4 separate regions of the Homo sapiens genome follow, and all the other regions are linked to region 4. The links are chromatin contacts, found by Hi-C or POLR2A ChIA-PET in ENCODE. All regions are on one chromosome and are shown on one strand. The core of a region is the stretch at or near the end of the contact, and the rest is flanking DNA. Distances in the headings are between cores, read along the strand shown.

What was found. Hi-C counts contacts between places; a loop is a spot of excess contacts on that map. ChIA-PET counts read pairs that join two places held with the same protein, here RNA polymerase II (POLR2A). Pooled maps may share reads with other maps.
Region 1: a loop to region 4 is called in a map of Panc1, with 3 times the contacts of the local background. The contact joins two enhancer-like sites. A Hi-C loop is called at or near these places in 9 of 168 maps with a recorded cell type or tissue (Calu3, IMR-90, MCF 10A and 6 more) and 6 of 50 pooled maps. POLR2A ChIA-PET finds 5 or more read pairs at or near these places in 2 of 52 experiments (Panc1 and naive thymus-derived CD4-positive, alpha-beta T cell).
Region 2: a map of transverse colon shows a loop between it and region 4 (2.1-fold over the local background). The contact joins the promoter of LINC02551 here to the enhancer-like site in region 4. A Hi-C loop is called at or near these places in 2 of 168 maps with a recorded cell type or tissue (sigmoid colon and transverse colon), 1 of 37 single-sample maps with no recorded cell type and 5 of 50 pooled maps.
Region 3: a map of PC-9 shows a loop between it and region 4 (7-fold over the local background). The contact joins two enhancer-like sites. A Hi-C loop is called at or near these places in 2 of 168 maps with a recorded cell type or tissue (MCF 10A and PC-9), 4 of 37 single-sample maps with no recorded cell type and 6 of 50 pooled maps. POLR2A ChIA-PET finds 5 or more read pairs at or near these places in 1 of 52 experiments (Panc1).

The regions. Positions count from the first base shown.
Region 1 is chr11:130,826,302-130,829,108 of GRCh38, reverse strand. No RefSeq gene overlaps it. Among named protein-coding and RNA genes, the nearest start is that of LINC02551, 34 kb to the left of the region's middle. RefSeq lists enhancers at 1,882-2,460, 2,461-2,807. Within about 2 kb of position 1,476, at least 8 of the 41 ENCODE cell types and tissues checked have a DNase peak (open chromatin) inside an H3K27ac peak, as active enhancers do; they include Panc1 and heart right ventricle, where a contact is called at or near this core.
Region 2 is chr11:130,860,461-130,863,419 of GRCh38, reverse strand. LINC02551 (long intergenic non-protein coding RNA 2551) reads left to right here and starts at 1,310. Exons shown (of 6, transcript NR_125383.1): 1 at 1,310-1,454; 2 at 1,592-1,644. RefSeq lists enhancers at 948-1,448, 1,449-1,949.
Region 3 is chr11:130,771,375-130,774,253 of GRCh38, reverse strand. It overlaps LOC105369576 (a long non-coding RNA gene), which reads left to right. Exons shown (of 4, transcript XR_948197.4): 4 at 1,151-2,856. Among named protein-coding and RNA genes, the nearest start is that of LINC02551, 89 kb to the left of the region's middle. Within about 2 kb of position 1,558, at least 7 of the 41 ENCODE cell types and tissues checked have a DNase peak (open chromatin) inside an H3K27ac peak, as active enhancers do; they include PC-9 and Panc1, where a contact is called at or near this core.
Region 4 is chr11:130,635,227-130,638,190 of GRCh38, reverse strand. No RefSeq gene overlaps it. Among named protein-coding and RNA genes, the nearest start is that of MIR8052, 30 kb to the left of the region's middle. Within about 2 kb of position 1,255, at least 9 of the 41 ENCODE cell types and tissues checked have a DNase peak (open chromatin) inside an H3K27ac peak, as active enhancers do; they include PC-9, Panc1 and heart right ventricle, where a contact is called at or near this core.

The DNA of each region.
Region 1 (2,807 bases), core at 227-2,726, 190 kb before region 4:
TCACCCAGAGCTCCTTCCTACCTCGACCATTACCCTGAAGTAACGGAAAGGATTATACAGCCCTTGCCTAGCTTCATGATAAAGATCTTGTGCAGAGGCCAGAGGACACCGCTGAGTTGGGCCCACTGCCTGGGCTCAATCCCCGCAGCCAAATGTGAACCAGGTCAAATAGCAGAGAAATGAGACACACTGAACGCCGGAGCCCATTTGGCCTAGCCCAGCCAGCAAGGTCACCCTCAGCTGTCGGCTTGCAGACAGGTCACTTGGCATTTTAGTGACTACCCTCACCTGCAGATTTGGGAGATGGCACTTGGCATTTGGTCTAGAAACTGATTTCTCTGGACCCCAAGAGCTGGCACAAAGTTTTATAAATGAGCAAAAGTCAAAGAGAAGATTTCATTAGGAACTTAAATGTGGAGGTTCCAGTCAGGGTTGCAGCAAACAGGGCCTGAAAGCGCACCAACGTCAGAGTGATGAAGATACAAAAAGAAAGCCTAAGAGGGATAGGAACATTCTGGAGCTGGTGAGGGCTATCAGACACCATCGCAGAATGTTAGCCAGTGACTGGATCTCCTTCCCTGGGGAGCCGTTAAAACACAGGTGCGTTTTGAAGACAGGAGCTGGAGATGATCTGTCCATCCCACTGTTGACTTCTGGCTCTAGAGTCACCAAGAGTCTTTAGAGAGGGCCAGTGTCTTTGTTTGGTGCCTCTCCTTTGCCACAGCAACTGCTTGTCTCAGAGGTACTAGGGCATGGGGGCCTCTGAACAGCTTGTGACAGCACCTCGGCTCAGAGAGAAAGGGCTTCTTGTGGGGCATGATGTGGATGAGGATGGCAGGATAAATCAAAGGTGCCCCAAAGGACACCCCCTTTCCTGAAATCAGGCTTGGTTTTATAAACCTGTGAGGATTCCATTCTGTTCCAAGAGGGAAGCCAGGCGGGGCTGGCAGAAGCCCCCAGGGCGCCCAGAGCTGCAGCAGCCTCCAGCCTTGGGTTTCCAGAGTAGAGAGCAGGTAACATCCAGCCATTGTCCCCGCCTCCCTCCTTTGCAATGCCCCCATCCCTGACATCACAAGTGAAGGCCCAGGATCTGAGAGTTGCCTGGGTTATGGCAAGTTCCAGGAGGTGGCAGCCGTGTGTAGTCTGTGAGGAGGATCTGACTCACCCCCAGCGCCTCACCAAGGTCACTGTTGGTGACTGGGAGGTTTCCCACCCTGCCACCCCACCCCACCCCACGTCTGGCTGCTCAGGAGTCAGAGATAGCTTCATGGGCCATGGCTAACCCGAGACAGGCAGCACACCCACGTGTGCGGAGAGGGGCTCCAAGGCTGTGCTCTAGGGTGGCCATGAAGCTCAGCTGACTTCCAGAGAAACAGGCAGGAAGCAGGGGCTTGAGGGCACTGGGCCCGCTGTTGCCAGCTCTGCTGTCCCAGGCATCACAAGCCTTGCTCCAGAGAACCTCAAAGCGCAGCCCTACATGATCTAAGTAATTTTAGCTTCCCCCCACACACTCTTCCCAAAGGGCAGGGTTACATAGTTCTTGTTACACACACTCACTGACATTTAATTCCTGCCTCTTCAAACCAAGACAGGAAAATAGTTAAATAATCATCAGAGTACCTTCTAAGAATGAACAATAAACTGGAGATAACACTACGCACTTCTCAGGGGCTCAGAGCTGTGCAGTTTCCCAGTGTATAAGGCACTGGACCCCGTTTGCCCGGAGTTTCTAGGGTAAAATATTCATGTGAAAACGTGCCCAGGTCTGGCTTTTCAGAGGCAGCAAAGAAGGGAAGGGCCTTGGAAACATTTTTTCCCACACCACAAAAAATAATAATAATATGGGAAAGGAACACCCAAATTAAAAATAAGTGGTTTGTGGCTTTAAAAATAAAGTTTCTCGGTGTTTTACAGAATCATAAAGTATTAAAATTGGAAGGAGCATGGGATACCGTGCAGGCCCAGCTTCATACAGTGCAGCCACCTCTTCTGTGCCATCACTAACTAGCAGGTTGGTGCAGACACTGCTTGTCTGCCTCCAAGAACAGGGAGCTCATTACTATGTTTCATGTAATTTTTTCTTACAGTAAGCCCAAATTCCTTTTTCTATAACTTCCAGCAAGCATTGCAAACTGTGTCCTCTGGAGCCGCTGTACATACCTCCACCATGCCCCCTCTATGACCTCCTTCAGATCTTTGAAGATAGCTGTAGCATGCCCTGCAGTTCCAGCCTGCTTCTCTCCAGGCTACATTCATTGCTTTGTCAAACAACCTAATTCAGGAGGCCGTTGGCTGCCTGGGTCTTTTCCATGTTAGGCCAGGTTTGGCAGGGTGGCGGTTACTGCTGCTAGGCCTTCTCCAGCAGCATGCCTCCTCGCTTTCTGCTGTGCCCTGCAGGAGTTGTGCCTGTGGACAAGCAGCCTCTCCACGTGGCAGCTCTGGGGCTCAGCCTTCGTCAGACCACGGGCAGAGCTGGATTCTGAGAGTAGAACGACTCATGGGTGCTTCGACTGTCTCTCCTCACAGAGGCAAATGGGCTGATACCAAGTCGAAAGCTCCAAGAGAAGAAGAAACGTGCCTGTCTTGTACACTGCTGTGTCCCCAGTAACAGTCACAAAACAAATTCCCATGAGGACTTTCAGATGAATGAATAAAGGGATGAAGGAAAGCAAGCTGGGATCAAGTGGGGCGATACACACACACTTCTGTGGATTCAAAGTCTGTACCTCAAAGGCACAGGATCCCCTGCTTGCAGCCCAGGGCCTCTCCAACCCCGCCAAGCCCAGCTCCGAGGCTGAGTTCCACCA
Region 2 (2,959 bases), core at 61-2,560, 230 kb before region 4:
TATGGGTTTTGCGTTAGAATAATTTTATAATAATCAAAAGTAAATGAGAACAAGGCCAATAGCATAAAATTTCACTCCTTCACACTCCTAAGTGTTTTTCGAGGCACTGCGGAAAAGGAAGCATCTATCGTGGTTGGTCCAGCATCCCTTCAGTAGCTTAGATCTGCAGAAATACTGTTGGAACATCGTTTCTTTATTCTTCCCATCCTTTGTGTGTTAGGCCAAACCCTGAGGACTGTCTGCCTTGGAATAGAGAGGAAATCCAAGCATATGTGCAAAGTTGAGCTGCACTTTCAGCCCCAGGTCTTCAATGGGCCTTCTCCACAGGCACCTGTGAAATGCCAGCAGGGTCGTTGCATGTAGAGGGATCCCACTCAGTGCACCCCTGGGAATGGCTCAGCCGCACTGTGGGTGTAAGCATTAATCACACAACAGCCATTCTACATATTCCTTTTTTATTCTCCAGAGAGTGCCAGGAAAAGTCCTGCCCAGTCAAAAGTCTTCTCTTGCAGCTGGGTGTTGAGGGTGATTGCCCCTCTCTCTCCTTGTAAGATTATGTTTGACAGCAGTGAAAACCAACAGTTTAACAGCAGTAATCTCTTGGCAGGACAGATTGATATGAGCCTTGTCCCAAAACAAAGTAATCCTTTCAGGGAAGTGTATTTCAAGTTGAGCTCACGTTCCCAAGATGCTGAGATTCTTATGTAGCTGACACCGGAGCTGAGGCTGAGCCCCAGCCAGGGATATCCAACGATTGCCAGTAACACCACGGAACTGAGTGAAGATTCAGGGGCTGAGTGTGTTCCTGAGTGCTTCAAACCGGGGGACCTGGAAACCAGAGGACTCCTGGGGAAAGGCTGTCAACTCCAGCCTGCTCTTCCTAAATGGCCTTGTTAGTAGTGACTTCAGCCCTGGCGGTGAGGCATGTGGGTCAGAATAACATTCCCTTTCTTTTCCCTTCACCTCTTTTTTCTCCACGGTTCCTTTTCATAACTTCTTTATTTGCTGCCTAGAGGAGCTTTCTGGACATTTTGTCTCCAGGGAGCGTGACATGTCACCTGTTTCTCACCTCATATGCCTCTGATCTTCTACACCAAGGTAGCTATAAAGGCTTGCTTTCTAGGCTGGGTTTCCCTGCACAGGCCCACTGAACCACTCAAACCTCAGAGGTGGAAGTGCCCAGCGGGCCTCATGGTCAGCTGGGGATAACGGAGTCATTTTCGCAGCCCAACTTCTGAAATTCCACAAGAGGGCGCCCAAGGTCTCCCAAGTCCGGCCACGCCCGGTGGCCTTGAGGCCGGAAGGTGGCGCTGTTGCTTTAGCCATCAAGAAAGGCAAGGCTGGGGACGCCGCATCCCCGGGTGCGGAGGGCGATGCCTAGGGGCGATGCTGTGCCTGTGGCGGCCAAACAGTGCCACCCACTCCGGGAAACAAAGCCAAGCGCCGGACGCTAGGTATGGGAGAGAAGAGCCACCCTGACCCAAGGGAGGGCTCTAGGTGAGGAGCCAGCGTCCTCCGGCTCCGGTTCCCGCTGCACTGCTGCTTTGCCAGGAGGCCTTGAAGAAAGTCATTCATTCTTTCTCCCCCACAGCTTCCTAGGTCTTCCACGTGTTCAACGGAAATTCACAAATTCTCTAGTAGCAGGTAAGCTTCGGATTCAGGAATGAAAAAGACAAAGCCCTGTCCTGGGTGAATTCATTATCCATGGACAGGGGAGGCAGGCGCATCATCGGAAAGTCACCGTGTGAGGAGGGACGTGGAGGCACAGAGGTGCACACGGAAGCCCCCAGAAGAAGGACTTCCCCCAGCCTGGGGAAGCTGGGCGGGCAGGGGTGGGCCAGCGAAGCCTTCCCGGTGATTCTAGGCAGTCTTAAAAGGTGTTAGGAGTCAACTTGGGAAAGATTAGGAAAAGGCAGTGTAGGCCAAGGGACGGCCGGAGCAGAGGCCGCGCGGCAGTGCTGGCATGTGGGTGGGCGGTGGTAAGGAAGGCGGTGGATGAGGATGCAGGGAGCAGATGGGCTGCGTTGCAGGCTGGGCCCCTATGGCCCTCAATAGGTTTTGTGGTCAACATGCTTTGTGGAGTTACAACAAGCAATGGTGGCCCTAACACATATATTCATTTATAGGTCCATAAATCTGCATTCATAGAGATAAATGAGTAATCCCCAGGGTGAAGGAGAACTGGAAGAGACACTGGAGCCAGGTCCACCCTTGGCCAGGTTTTACCTTGACTTGGCGTCATCACTAGGCACTGGTTTTTTTCTCTCTCCTTCTTCCCTGACCAAGAAATACAACAAATTCGTTATGATATCGACTTGTCATGATCCGAAATTGAAGAGCAACCATATATTTATTTGGCAAGATAAATACACACATTCTTTACATAAGATTAGTAGCCACCAGTTTCTAAAAGCATATATTGTCATTTATTTGCCAAAACAAAGGTACATGCCCACATGTTATAGATGGGAAAGATGAGGCCCAGAGCTCGGGTGCATGGCTGAGGTCACCCAATTAGTGGATGGTGGTGCTGGCACTTCTGTCTGGGCTGCTTCACCTTGTCACACACTCTCCACTCCATGCAGGCCGCACCTCTCTAGCAGGGTTTATCACCCAGCTTAGTATCACTAGTACCCAGCACACTCACTCTGTGAAAGACACTGCACTGTGATCTGTAGGGTCTAAAGCTAGGGGTCCATGTCACATACAGAATGGCACTTTTCACAGAAAGAGAGGACAGATGCTGCATGGCTGGTCTCAGTGTTCATTCCGAACCCCCACACTCCAGCGTGAGTACCAAATGGTCATGAGCATTGACGGAGCACACAGTGTACCCTGAGTTCTAAAGACGCAGGACTGTGTCTGAGCTGCCATAACAGAATACCATATCAGGTAGCTGACAAAAAAAAACAAAACAAAACACATTTCTCACAGTCCAGAGAGCAAGGTTCAGTGTCAA
Region 3 (2,879 bases), core at 309-2,808, 140 kb before region 4:
AATAAGCCCAAACTCCAAAATAAAGTTTGAAGGCCTCTGCACTTCGGTCTCTGCCTCCCTCTCCATCTTTGTCTCCTAGGAGTTCTCCCTTTGATCTCTCTACTGCAGCCATGAGGGCTTCTTTTGCTGCATTGAGCAGGCCACATAAACATCAGTGTGAAATTTCCTTGGCCTGGAATATTCTCCACAAAATCATCCCCTTTTGTTGACTCCTCTGTTATTCCTGCAACAAATATTTAGGGAGAATTTCCTGTGCCAGGCACTATTCTGGGAATGCATCTTGGAGCTGACCCCCTAAGTCTTTCAAGTTTCAACTTAAACTTATCACTCCATGGGAGGTTTTCCTGACCCCAGAGAAGTTTAAATCCCTGTGCTGTATACCCAAAGCCAGCTGCACACCTCCTTTTGCAACACATTGTATTTTACTGTAGTTCTGGTTTAACATCTTTTCTTCACGTTGCACTGAAACCCCATGAGGACAGCCCTGTATCCTGCAATACCCAACTTACCAGCTGGCACAAAGAAGTGCTTTGTGCATATTTATTGATAGGTGAAAGGGTTTCCAAGGCAGGAGGGCCATGGCCAAGATACGAAGAAGGAATCATTGAAGTGACAATGGAATTCTCTGGCTCTCATCACAGACACAAGAGAATAGCCTTTACACATGACTCTTATTTATTTGATCTAAACTTCCAAAGAGATTATCTATGCTCACATTGTGTGGCCTTTGGATAAAGAAAGTCTGAATTGGCATTCACAGAGGAATTCCTCTCTGCTCAGATCTGACTGTGATCTAGGCCTCCCTCTCCCTTCCAATGAGAAAACTTCTGAGACTGTGGGGTGGAGTCGTGAGGGGCGTCCAGCTGGGGTCAGGATCACATGCTCCTGACCTTGGGTCCTGGAGGGAGGTACTGCCGCTTGCTTCTGAAGGCCAGGTGGTGGAAGCCAGCCTCAGATGTGTGTGACACAAGCTAGTCCCTGCAGAAGAGCAGAAGGCTAGGGCAGGAGCAAATGTGCAAAGATAGAAGTTCAGGGATTTGGAAAATCAGATTTTACTTAGGGACAGTGGAACATTAAGGGTTATTTTTAAATTGATGAATGGGGACAGTCAATAAATGAGAGGATGCTCCCTTTCTCTCTCCCTTTGCAGGTGGCTACAGGGCAAGGAGCCATGGAAACTGAAGGAAACTTGGACTGGACATCAGAGACCATAGGAGCTGACCTGTAGAGCCCCTTGACTTTACCGGTTAGGTTCAAAAGCTAACCACCAAATACTAGGGCTAGTGCTTCTTTCAGTGTGCTACCCTCCTCTCTTCTTTCTTCATCAGTCCTGAGGCAAGCAGGCCCACGCTGCTAATCCCAAGTTGACCCAGGAGTACACTAAGGCTTGGACAGTTTAGTTGATCTACCCAAGAACACAGGAACACTCCTGACTTCCAGCCCAGTGTGGTTTCCATTAGACATTCTTGCCATGGCATGAAAACCACAATGAGGTCAGGCAGATAGCTCTGCAACCTGGAACTCTGAGTGAAATCGGTTATGACTGCAGCTGACATACACGGCCCCATACAGCCCAGCAAGGAAGGGGGCAAAGGTCACACCAAGTCAGGACAGAGGCTGTGCCTCTGCTGTGTTCAGGAAACCTTGAGACAAATTTCTTCTCCAATAACAACTCCCTGATGTAAACTAACCAAAAGAAAGCAAACCCAAGTTTCTGCATATTTTAATTGTTTTGTATGATTTTTGCTGGTCTTAGAGTGCTTGTGAGTCAGAAGCAATTTCAGGAAATGCTGCCCATGTCACCAGCTGGAATCCAGGCTCCTGTTCTGCAAGAGCTTTCAGATGCAGGCACATGTTTGAGCATGCGTGCACACACACACACACACACACACACACACACACAAGCTCTCACACATGCCTACACTCACATTCACAAACTGGCACATTCACATACACTCACAGGCATACACACACACGTAAACTCATATACACATACATTCCCACATGCAGTGGCACACAAATTCACATACATACACATACTCACATACTTATACAAACACACATGCTCATATATACTCTCACATAATACACACAAACCCACATACACACACCCAATCATACTCCCTCATATACACACATACATTCGCATACATACTCATGCACTCACACATACCCACACACGTGCACATGCACACACGTGCAAACACACAGAGCCAAGACTTAGCTGTGGCCAAGTCTTCCTGACACTAAATATAAGCATGATATGCTCGGTGCAAAAGGCACTTGTTGCATGAGAATTGAAACTGGATCAAGTCCACTGATTATTTAGCTATTTCCAAATATCTGCATGTTTTGCTTTGTGGACATCTGAATAGTTGGCGGGGGCAAGCTTTTCTCTGTACCTCCTTCCCTCTGGGGATGTGTGAATCAGTTGTTCCTAACCATCCCTTCCCACCAAGCCATAGCAGTGGGAAGTGAGGTCAGTTAACTGTCTCCGTTGCAAAAGGTACACATAAAATTGCCGATTTGAAGGACGGGGGACTGAAGGGACTTTGCAAAGTGACAGCTGCAGCCCCCTGTCTCAGCAGGGGCCATCCTTCCGGAGGAAGAGAAGCCGACAGCCCTCCCTACTCCCTCCCCACTTTCTCATAAGTCCTCAACAAAGGTCTGGAAGCCTTCACACCTTCTAGTCTTTCCACAGGGGTACATCCCAGGCCACATCACACTTCCACAGGGACTTTGGATCTCTGCCGAATCCAGGAGCCTAGGATACAGTGATGGCTCTCTGTCTATGGGAACAAAATTCTTTCTGTAAAATGTGATACAACATAATAAACAAAGGGTATACAAAAGCAATATTTCCCCTTATCTAGTTGTGT
Region 4 (2,964 bases), core at 6-2,505:
GAGAAAGGTCAGGCTCCGGGAAAGCACTCCTCATAAATCCTCTTTATCCTGATTGCTCCATGTAGAAGCAGATTAAGTGTAAAATACTGGTCTTGAATGGGGTCCAGCCAAAACTTATACAGCTTGAGAGCTTTTTGGAAGGACTGTGTTCTTTCAAAGGAAGTGATTTAGGAAATGCGATGCTGGTAGAAGGTCCTGGAAGGAGGAAAGATGGGCCAATTTTATCAACCAAGCAGGGCATTCCATCTACTGTAAAAGGATATCCCACCTGTTACAGAGCGGGTGCTGATTTTTGTGGTGCAGATGGTGTATTCGTAGTAGAGTGTGGCAGGGCATTGTGATATCACAGGTCTGTTGTAATGAGTGCAGCTTTTTCTAAGACCGTGTATTTTGTGAGGTAGGAGGTAGAAAACTTTCAGGTTGCAAAGTACAAAGTAGTTTCAAGTTTTGGAAGCAGAAATAAATATGCAGGACTTGGGCCATTTCAGTCTCAGTTTCTCTCATCTGTAAAATGGGGATAATTATAGGACCCGTGACCAACGATGAGGTAAGAATTAAATGCAATGACATGGTCGGGCACAGTGGCTCATGCCTGTAATCCCAGGACTTTGCGAGGCTGAAGGGGTAATGATCTCCTGGGCAGATCGCTTGAGCCCAGGAGTTCAAGACAAGCCTGGACAACATGGCAAAACACCGTCTCTAATAAAAATTTAAAAATTAGCCAGGCATGGTGGCACATGCCTGTAGTCCCAGCTACTCAAGAGGCTGAGGCTGGAAGATTGCTTAACCCTGGGAGGTTGCAGCTGCAGTGAGCTGATATGGCATCACTGCACTCCAGCCTGGGTGACAGACAGGGACCCTGTCTCAAAAAACAAAAACAAACAAAGAAATGCAATGATGCCTGCATAGTCCTTCACTTGATGATGCCTAGAATATTTAACTGCCCCACAAATGTTAGTTATTCATCATCACCATGATCACAACCACCGTTATGACTCACCTAAGTAAACAGTAGTCTGTGTGGTTCTAGAGAGAGTTCAAGAAGGTAACCTGGGCTACGAAAGGACTAGCTCATTTGGTGGAGCTCATAAGTTAACTAAGAGCTAATAGAGTCACCCAGAAACTATTATTAAAAAAGAAGGCTGTGGGGTCTGAAAACTGAGTTACAATTGAAAGTGGACGTCTGTCTGTGGACAGCAGCACAAGATAAACGGGCAGAGAAGTCTGTGAATGCTGGGGCAGAATGTAATGTCGCCGAGAGATCAGTCATCATTCATTCACCCATTCAACAAATATTTATGAGCACCTACTATATGCCAAGCTCTGTTTGTGGTGTTACGGGTACAGGGTTGAGCAATGCCAGGAAAGCTCCTACCCCCACGAGTTTACTGATGAGGCAGGAGCTAAGAGACAAAGAGGCAGGCAAACGGCCTAAAATGTGTCTGCAAGCAAGGGGTAGAGCATGGTTCTCACGGAGCCTGTGGCATCTGTTAAAGCTCTCTGCTGTTTCTATGAACCTCCTTTGAATGAGAACCCTAGGAGCAGTACAGAGGTAAAAAGAAAGACTTTGGAGCCAGTCAGGCCAGGGTGCGAGTCTTGGTTTAGCTTTGCTGTGTACCTAAGACCTCTGAGCAACAGCTCCCTTGATTCTCAAAGAAGCACAAAAACAACGTCCTTTCAGAGTGTTGCAAAAATTAAAAATGAGTATGTCAAGCACTTAATTTTGTGATGAATGTAGGATTATGTGTTTAATATAGTAGAGCTACTTTTCTGCTTATGCAATTTGTAACTTGGGTCATTATTTCTTCATCTATTCCTGTTTGTTTTTAGTAAAGTTCCTTTGCAAATATCATACTCTTAACTAAGGAAAAGGAAAGCGCAAGATGTTTGCCCAAGCTTTAGTGGTGCAGGATGCCATAGGCGGTGAGCATCTGAGAGGGTGGTGTTGACAGCTAAGCTCCCAGGTAGGACCCCTGGAGAAAAATTGCAGCCTTGGAGGGGGGCTGTATTCTGGTGAGGAAAGGCAGACTCTTAGGTCCCAGGGACCATGCTGGGCAAGAAGAGAGGTCAGAGTCACAGAGCAAGGCCCTAGTGATGAAAGTGTGCATGGGGAGAGCCTTCACAGGGGGCTTCCACATGCTTGCCCTTCTTCTCCTCAAGCCTTCCTTGACAGGGAGCTGTTTAATTCCCCGTTATGCTGCTTGCACTTAAGAACTGGGTGCAAATCATTGCTGCTACTGTCATTGCTGTTGCATGTTTTGTACTTTGCTATCCACCTTGGCTGCTGTTTTTTGTTTTTTTTTTAACTGTGGTAAAATACACATAACATGACATTTACTGATTTAACTTTTTTTTTTTTTTCTGAGATGAAGTTTCGCTCTTGTTGCCCAGGCTGGAGTACAATGGCGTGATCTCAGCTCGCTGCAACCTCCATCTCTCAGGTTCAAGTGATTCTCCTGCCTCAGTCTCCCAAGTAGCTGGGATTACAGGCGCCTGACACCATGCCCGGCATGCCTGTAATCCCAGCACTTTGGGAAGCTGAGGCAGGTGGATCACCCAAGGTCAGAAGTTCGAGACCAGCCTGACTAACATGGCGAAATCCCGTCTTTACTAAATACACATGCTTTAGCCATTTTTAAATGTACAGTTCAGTGGTATTATGTACATTCTCATTGTGCAATTATTGACTCTTTTGAGCCTCAAAGTCTCACCATCGGTGGAAGCAGGACTCACAGGAGCATGCCCATGTCCCCATCGCCCTAATTCCAGACCCGGGTGTTCTAGAGTTCCGTGAGGCTTTTCTTTCTGCACAGCAGAGAGTGGTCTGGGCACAAAGACAAAGCTCAAGGCTGCTGTGCTCTCACCTTTCATCTGGATTGTTGTTTGTGTGAAATTTAACATCGCTCACCTGCTTCTGACACGCATTTACCAGGATGTGACTCAAACAGAGCCCCATTTGGCTGA